Regions from separate parts of the Homo sapiens genome. Here regions 2 and 3 are each linked to region 1. A link is a contact called in ENCODE Hi-C or POLR2A ChIA-PET data. All regions are on one chromosome and are shown on one strand. The core of a region is the stretch at or near the end of the contact, and the rest is flanking DNA. Distances in the headings are between cores, read along the strand shown. Region 1 holds the start of PPP1CC (protein phosphatase 1 catalytic subunit gamma). Region 2 holds the start of C12orf76 (chromosome 12 open reading frame 76). Region 3 holds the start of ATXN2-AS (ATXN2 antisense RNA).

Region 1 (2,700 bases), core at 53-2,552:
GCACCTCACAAGTCTTAGATGAGCCGAAATTTAAAGCTTTCTATTAACCTTTACTTAACCACTGGCCACCTTCCTTCCTACATAAGGTGACAGTGTTGTCTGTAGAGGGTTCTAGCTCCCGGCTATGTGGATTTGAAATCCAACTGTCACTAACTGTGTGACCTTGGTTAAGTGACTTCATCTCAGTTTCTTCTGTAAAATAACAAAAACAAAAAAAATTGCAAATATCTTGCAATGGGTGGGAGAATTAAATGAAATCTGTCTTAAGTGCTCAAAGAATGCCTGACACACAGTAAGCGCTTTAGAAGCGTCAGTTATGATTACAGTAATAATTCATGGACGCAAAGTGCTTAAGACAGAGCCTGGCACATTGGAAAGATAATGATAGCGTCAGCCTCGTTGGCTTCCTCTTCAGATGCACGCTCAGGAAAAGAGCGCGGAGACCTCTCCAAGATTAGAACAACTTAAAAGGATTTGGAGGGCAGGCGAAGACAGGTTCTCACACCTCTTGAGACATGAACGCTTGTTACCAAGTAACAAGAAATGGGCCCCCCAAGACCCCAGAACCACGAAAAATAAAAATAAAAGCAAGCAGGAAAAGAGCCCCCAAACCCGGCGGAACTCATGCCCTCATCAAACTGCCTTCCGAGAGGACGAGCACCGAAAAGTCCATCTCGCACAGCACGGCACACGTCGTCCAGGAGGCTGGACTGGGATCCCCAACCATCGCTCCAAAGACCCGTCCAGTGCGCGGGGGCAAACGGGTAGGGGCGGGAAACGTGGGGGTGGGGAGCGGAGTTTTCAAATTCCACGGCCGGGAGGAAGCCTGCATCCTCGTGCAATGAATGAGCGGAGCCTGGAGGGTCCGCAGCTGGCGACAAGTTGGGAATCCCGGGCTGGCCTCCCTCCGGCTGCAGTCCCCGGCCCGTGGGCCAACTCGAGGAGCTCACTCCCCACGGTGCTGCAAGCCCAACCGGCCTCCCAACTCCCCTCCCTCGAGCCCCCGGGGCCGCCTGCCGCCCTCAGGCCCGCCTCCCCCTTCAGCCGCCCGCCGCCCCCCTTACCTTCCAGCAGCCGTTGGATAATGCTGTCGATGTTGAGTTTATCTAAATCCGCCATCGCCTTCCCACCGCCGACCCTCCCGCAGCGGCGCCGCCGCCGGCTCGCGCCCGGGACTCACACCTCCTTTCCCACGCCACGAGCAGAGGCGGTGGTGGCGGCGGTGGCAGCAGCCGCGGCGGGTCCCCCCCCTGCCACCCCGCTCCCTACTTCCTCCTTCTCTCCCCACTGGAACCACGAGAAGAACAAAATGGCCGCCGACTCCTTAGACAGCCTCGGGCGGCGCACGGATGCGCGCGGGGAGTGCAGCGGCCCGGCCGGGACTTCTTTATGGGCCATAGGGGGCGCGGGAGGGGGCGGGGCCCGGGCGCTGGAGGGGGCGGGGCCCGGGCGCTGGGCGGGGCGCAGATGGCTGAGCGCAACCGCGTCCCCGCATGGGATCCTTCCGCCAAACGGGCCGAGTAAATAGGCCCGCCCCCAATGCCGGGCCCGAGCGAGAGTTGCAAAGTTGCACGCGGGAGTTGGGGCTGGGGGAGGAAATGCAGCTGTGCACACCGCCGGTTGCGGCCATCGCCGGATCTTGTGCATTGAGTCTAGATGTTTGCAGACCTGGACAGGTGGGAGCTCACCGAGGGATTTCGGGGGTCCTGGAACTTACCCTTTAAGATAAATCTGGGGTGAGGATGGAAAAGAATAATAAAGAAAAGAAGGTTGACTTATTTTGGATTCAGATATACTGGAACTTGGGACAAGAGAAAGGTTTATTTGGTAACTAAAAAGAAAAAACCCTCTTTCAGATAAGTCAAAATGTAACAGTTAACTCATTGTGAGTGGTGGGTATATGGGTATTTGTATATATATTTTTTGTGCACTTCTGTAACTTTAGGGGTAAAAAATCCATACTCAAAGAAAATTTTATCATTTCTGTCCCTTGGATTTATCTTCCCTGAACTCGGAAAGTTATGTAATCATCGGGACGGTTATCCCGATTCTAGCCAGGGCAAAGTTGAACGAGCGCGTGCAGCAGTTAAAAGGGGAATTTGCAGATTTCACGCGTGCAGGCCGGGGGCGGGAAGAGAAGATGCAAGCTGCGCGGGCGGTCCTGGGTTCTGCAGACACCCGAAGAAACTTTGGCCCATTCCTCTCTGGCTTCCCAGCCTCCCCGAGGGCACTCCTATCCAAGGGGCCCCCAAACTGTGCCACCTCCAGGGGCTGCGCGTCGACTTTGGCTGGGTTTGGAAGTACAGCCCACACTCAGCAAACAGATCGGCTCTCTTTCCTGACCTTTCCATGTACGTTGCTTCCTGCAGCGCTTTACATTTTGCAAAGCCCCCTCTCTCCGAGAAATTCATTTTGTTTCCCAAGGCGTGCAGGATGCACGAATCCCCATCTCAGTATGCCACGAGGTAATTGCACCACCCAGGCATCCTCTTCCAAAGCAATGTCCTCAGGGTGCGGGCTCCATGTCCCCTTACTTGGGCCCCCTCGCTACTGGTGCAGGGCCCTTGAGTTTCAGAACTCAGCCTATCGATCCACTTTCCTCAGGCACTAACTCACTTTCCCCTGCTACAGCTCTGTCCACCAGAAGTCACATAAGTGCCATTTGTCAGGCCAAGGCAATGAGCCCAGTTGGTGACATTC
Region 2 (2,700 bases), core at 36-2,535, 690 kb before region 1:
ACATATTTACGCAGCGTGTGTGTGTGTTGAAGATATCCTCCCACAACTTATGTTTCAAGCCCCCAAACAGGTTCTAGTATTGGCCTCATCATTTCCTAGCTATGTAACTTTGGGCAAATAACTTCACTTCTCTGAGTTTCATTTTCCTTATCTGAAAAATAGAGCTGCAACATCAGGTGCGGTGGCTCACACTTGTAATCCCAACACTTTGGGAGGCCGAGGCAGGAGGATTGCTTGAGCCCAAGAGTTCGAGACCCCCACCTCTACAAAAAGTAAACAACAACAACAACAAAATGAGCCAGGTGTGGTGGTGCACGCCTGTAGTCCCAGCTACTCGCCCGGGATGCTGAGGTGGCAGGATCACTTAAACCCAGGAGGCCGAGGCTGCAGTGAGCCAAGATCGTGCCACAGCACTCCAGCCTGGGTGACAGAGGAGACACTATTGTAAAAGAAAAAAAAAGGGCTGCAAACCGTACGTTTCTCATTAAGTTATTGTAAGGCTCAAATGAATTCGCGTATACAAAGTGCGTAGCACAAGACATGGGATGTAGGAAATGCTCAAAAACTGTTATCATTTTTGCAATAAATACTGGCTCCTCTGGGAAAGAAGAGGGGTGGGGTAAATGATGTGCCTTGTTGCCTAGCCTGAGCCCACACTGCCAGAGAGGAGAGGACCCAGAATGAGACCCAGGTCTCCCGATTGCAGTTCATTCATGGGCAAGCAGTACATATTGAGAGCTTACTGGACACCATGCCAGGCTTGAGACCAGCCTGGCCAACATAGTGAAACCCCATCTCTACTAAAAATACAAAAATTAGCCAAGTGTGGTGGTGTGCGCCTGTAATCCCAGCTACTCGGCAGGCTGAGGCAGGAGAATTGCTTGAACCTGGGAGGCGAAGGTTCTGGCACATATTGAGCACTTGCTGAGAGGCAAAGTTCAGGCCTTCTGCCCCAGGCTTTTGGAGAGGGAGTCTCGGGGCCCCCTGAGGGGCCTCACCTGCACCCCCCGCACTCACCCATCTCCCCACTCTATCCCCTGTCCGCTCCGTACATGCCCGGCTCCAGCACCCGGAGCAGTGAAAGCTCAGGCACTACCCGCCGCCCGCCAGCCCGAGGGCCGCTCACCCAGGTTCTGCCCTCGCAGCACCGCGTACGGCCGGCTCCGCTCCAGCGGATCCACGGGGCTCGGGGCCTCTGCCTCCCCCACCAGGAGGCTGCAGAGGCCAAGGTACAGCCACGGTAACGCTGGACGCAGCATCTTCCCCAGCCCTGCAGAAGCAGAGAGGCCACTTCCGTCGCAAGCCCTGCCTCTGTCTCCTCCCAGGTCTCTCTGCGTCGCTGCCACCGCCCTTAGGGCGCGCGTCATTGCCATGGTAACTGTGCGTCCTGGTCTAAGTTCCGCTTCTGCCTAAGATTTGTTCCGGATTAACGTTCCTCAATAACTAATGTTTCCCCCGGACCAACTTTCCGTTCAGATCAACTTTCCGTCTGTGCCAACGTTCGCCGCGATTACCGTTCTGCTGTGGTTAGCGTTCCCTCATCCATTGGGGTCGAGGTCTTGTAGGTCCATTTGGGGCCTATTGAAGATTTTTTACGAATCCATGCATTTTCTTATTAAACCTTCATTACGGGCCTGGAAAATAGATACTGTGTTTCTATAGTACAAATGCCATCTTCTCAGGGAGCCCTTGCCCAGACATCCTTTTCTAAAATTGCAACCCTCCCTTTCCCTTAATGTACATTCTCCCTACCTTCGTTCTCTTCCATTCCCCCCATTCACTTTAGACTCATCACCATTTACCTTATACATTTAACGTACATTTGATGATTTTCTGAGGACCTGCTCCGCCCTAGCATGTAAAGTCCACGAGCACAGCGATTTTGTTCTTGCTCTCTGCTCTGTCCCAGAGACTGGGGGAGAGAGAGACCCTCTCATTTTGTTTTATATTGTTTTATACTCAGTACCTGTTTTAAGAAGAAACAACAAGGAAGTGAAACCAAAGACGGGCAGCCCGGCGCCAGGCCCGAAACCAGGCCTGGGCCTGCCTGGCCTAAACCCAGTTTCATGTGTGTGAAGAGACCACCAAACGTGTGTGAAGAGACCACCAAACAGGCTTTGTGTGAGCAACATGGCTGTTTATTTCACCTGGGTGCAGGCGGGCTGAGTCCGAAAAGAGAGTAAGCAAAGGGTGGTGGATTATCATTAGTTCTTACAGGTTTTGGGATAGGCGGTGAAGTTAAGAGCAATGTTTTGCGGGCAGGGGTGGATCTCACGAAGTACATTCTCAAGGGTAGGGAGAATTACAAAGAACCTTCTTAAGGTTGGGGGAGATTACAAAGTACCTTAAGGGTGGGGGAGATTACAAAGTACATTGATCAGTTAGGGTGGGGCAGAAACAAATCACAATGGTGGAATGTCATCAGTTAAGGCTATTTTTACTTCTTTTGTGGATCTTCAGTTACTTCAGGCCATCTGGATGTATACGTGCAAGTCACAGGGGATGCGATGGCTTGGCTTGGGCTCAGAGGCCTCACACCCAGTAGCTAAAAATCAACTCATAACTTAGAAACCGATGTTATTCATAGATTCCAGACATTGTATAGAAGAACGTTGTGAAACTCCCTGCCCTGTTCTGTTTCTCTCTTACCACTGGTGCATGCAGCCCCTGTCACGTACCACCTACTTGCTCAAATCAATC
Region 3 (2,700 bases), core at 6-2,505, 860 kb after region 1:
CCTGATGATTCCGGAGGAGCCCGGTGCCTACCCCTTTAACCGGCACGGGGGACGCGGCCCTAACTTCTCCCCTCCAGAGATGTCCCCCATGGAGGGGGACATGTTCCGGAAAACGCCACCACAGCCTCCAGACCCCTCCAACGTTCACACCTAAACCGGGAGTGGAGGAGCTGCCCGAGCATCCCCACGCTGCGGGCGGAGGATCGTGCGGAAGGGGGAGCCGGGGCTGACCATCGCCGCTACCCGAGAACCCCTCCCAACACGCGTGGGGAGGGGAGGCCGCCCGCTCCCTCCATCTTGACCGCCGGGGGAGGGGGCGGGGATGCTGCGGGAGGCTGGACAGGCCTGACAATCCCAGAGGACCCCGGCTGCGCCCACCGGCCGAGCCTCGGGGCTCAGGCCCGAGCGAGTCTCCCCCGCGCTGCCGGCCCCCAGCCCACCCCGGGTAGCCCGGCGGGTCACGGGGCGGGGACGGCGGCGCGGGCCGCGGGGGAGGGGACGCCGGGCCCGGAGCGGAGGGGGCTGGGGTGCCGACACCCACCTGCCCAGGCCGGGCCTCCCGCCGCCGGAGGTCGCCGCGACCACCGAGGAGGGAGCCGTGGCCGAGGACGAGGAGACCGAGGACGAGGACGGCGAAGGCGCGGCGGCGGGCGACGCTAGAAGGCCGCTGCCGCCGGGCTTGCGGACATTGGCAGCCGCGGGCGGCGGCTGCTGCTGCTGCTGCTGCTGCTGCTGTTGCTGCTGCTGCTGCTGCTGCTGCTGCTGCTGCTGCTGCTGGGGCTTCAGCGACATGGTGAGGGGCCCATACACCGGCTCGCACGCCGGGCGGGGACAGCCGGGAGCCGGGCGCGCCAAGGAGACGCCGGAACGCGGCGGGGACGCGCGGGCGCCGAGCGGGGAGGCGCGGGTTGGCGCGGCCGGAGGGGCGCCCGGGCTGGCGAGGGGGAGAAGGAGGACGACGAAGGGGCGGGGAGGCCCGCCGAGACCAAGGAGCCGCCGGGAGCCGGGCCGAAACGCGCCGCCGCCGTTGCCGTTGCTACCAAAACAGTCTGAGGCGGAGGGAGGCGAGCTCTGCCGGGAGGGAGGGGGGCCGGGGCCGGGCGGGGGAGGGGCGGCGGAGGGATACGGTCCCGGGGCCGCGCCACCGCCGCCCCGCCCGCTCCGCCGCGCCGGCCGCTGGAGCGAGCGCCACCCGGGCCACCTGGCTGCGGCGAAGCGGCGAGACTCGGTGGCCACCGCGGGACTCCGAGGAGCTGCGGCCGCTGAGCGCATCGGAGGGCGGGCGCGCCGAGGCGCCGGGTGGGAGCGGAGGTGCGGATAGGGACTCTTTACCGGAAGTCGGAGGGGTCAGACGGAAGCAGAACGTGAGGTGGCCCCGGGGCCGGGAGGGACACGTGAGGAGCGGGCGGCGCGCTGGGTTGCTTTCTCGGGGGTCGGGTGAGGGCCAGGCGGCGGTCCCTACCCGGATCCGCCTTCCTCAAGGCGGGTCTGCCCTTCGGGGAGGGCGTGTCGGTCTCAGCCTCTGGGGCCTGCCTGGTGTGGAGGACAGGAGAGAAGCATTTCTTCTCCTACTGTATTCCTTCAGCATCTTCACTTCTGCGGGGACCTAGTTTGCCCCCACCTGATGCAACCCAGAAAATGGACTGACTGCGAGTGCCTTGGGGCGGAGAATGTGTCTTGCTACGTGTAAAGCACCTAGAACCCTGCCAGATTCAGGGGACACAGCATCCTGCCGTTTTCCTGCCGTCCCCCGCCCGCCACACAGTAGGCGCTCCAGTGGCTCGGGGCATCTACCAGGCAGGCCGCGCTGTCCTGCCCTGCCGGGGCTGGAGTGGAGCAACCCTCCGGGGCCACCCACATCTGGGTACCTTTTCCCCACTTTTTCCACCCCAGCCGCGCACAGTCACCAGAAAACTCTTTTAGGTATCTGACCTTCATTTGAACCTATGTTCCCTCACTTGAACTTCTTTTTCCTCATTCATGAGATTCTAAAGGAAATATATGGGATTGGGACTGGTAGAACTACGGATAATGGGATCTCCCTCGGTAGAGACAGAGCCGACCTCAAAACAATGTGCGAACTTTAGACCTTGGACCCTTTAGAAGTTTTAATTTAACTTACCCAGCCAGCACAGTAGACTCTTTTTAAAATGTGTTGCAGTTAAACTGGAAGCAAGTAGAAAGTAGGTAACTTTTTTTTTTTTTTTTGAGCAGTGAATCTATTGTTTTTTAAAGTGAAATGACTTCAGGAAATAATAGGGGAAGAAACACCAAAATTCCCCTCAATGTCCTAGAACTGTCCAGATAAAGGTAAAGACTTAGATAAACGTGGAGAATGATTGAACCAGCAGTTTTCAGTAGTCCAACTGAAATTAACCTCCTAGATAGTCCAGGCAAAAATGATCATTGTATTCTGCCAATGTAGGAAATCAGTTTTATTTCCCATCTAAGGTAAAAAGTAGATCAAGGGACCATTGCAAAACCCTTTAAAAATTAACCTAGCCTAGCCAACATGGTGAAACCCCGTCTCTACCAAAAATATAAAAATTAGCCGGGTGTGGTGGTGGGCGCCTGTAATCCCAGCTACTCGGGAGGCTGATACAGGAGAATTGCTTGAATCCGGGAGGTGGAGGTTGCAGTCAGCCGAGATCATGCACTCCAGCCTGGGCGACAGAGCGAGACTCCGTCTCAAAAAATAAA

Evidence for each region. Hi-C counts contacts between places; a loop is a spot of excess contacts on that map. ChIA-PET counts read pairs that join two places held with the same protein, here RNA polymerase II (POLR2A). Pooled maps may share reads with other maps.
Region 2: a loop to region 1 is called in a map of naive thymus-derived CD4-positive, alpha-beta T cell, with 14 times the contacts of the local background. The contact joins the promoter of C12orf76 here to the promoter of PPP1CC in region 1. A Hi-C loop is called at or near these places in 1 of 168 maps with a recorded cell type or tissue (naive thymus-derived CD4-positive, alpha-beta T cell), 1 of 37 single-sample maps with no recorded cell type and 7 of 50 pooled maps.
Region 3: a map of CD8-positive, alpha-beta T cell shows a loop between it and region 1 (13-fold over the local background). The contact joins the promoter of ATXN2-AS here to the promoter of PPP1CC in region 1. A Hi-C loop is called at or near these places in 4 of 168 maps with a recorded cell type or tissue (CD8-positive, alpha-beta T cell, chondrocyte and naive thymus-derived CD4-positive, alpha-beta T cell), 1 of 37 single-sample maps with no recorded cell type and 16 of 50 pooled maps. POLR2A ChIA-PET finds 5 or more read pairs at or near these places in 1 of 52 experiments (AG04450).

The regions. Positions count from the first base shown.
Region 1 is chr12:110,741,589-110,744,288 of GRCh38, forward strand. PPP1CC (protein phosphatase 1 catalytic subunit gamma) reads right to left here and starts at 1,303. Exons shown (of 7, transcript NM_002710.4): 1 at 1,065-1,303. The coding sequence starts at 1,119. RefSeq lists enhancers at 1,028-1,536, 2,298-2,700 and silencers at 1,174-1,233, 1,394-1,533.
Region 2 is chr12:110,047,237-110,049,936 of GRCh38, forward strand. C12orf76 (chromosome 12 open reading frame 76) reads right to left here and starts at 1,286. Exons shown (of 2, transcript NM_001389625.1): 1 at 1,127-1,286. The coding sequence starts at 1,259. RefSeq lists a silencer at 995-1,054 and an enhancer at 1,975-2,234.
Region 3 is chr12:111,598,243-111,600,942 of GRCh38, forward strand. ATXN2-AS (ATXN2 antisense RNA) reads left to right here and starts at 1,256. Exons shown (of 2, transcript NR_146497.1): 1 at 1,256-1,311; 2 at 1,586-2,013. ATXN2 (ataxin 2) reads right to left here and starts at 1,073. Exons shown (of 25, transcript NM_001372574.1): 1 at 542-1,073. The coding sequence starts at 792. RefSeq lists silencers at 438-487, 578-747, 808-1,117 and an enhancer at 1,578-1,807.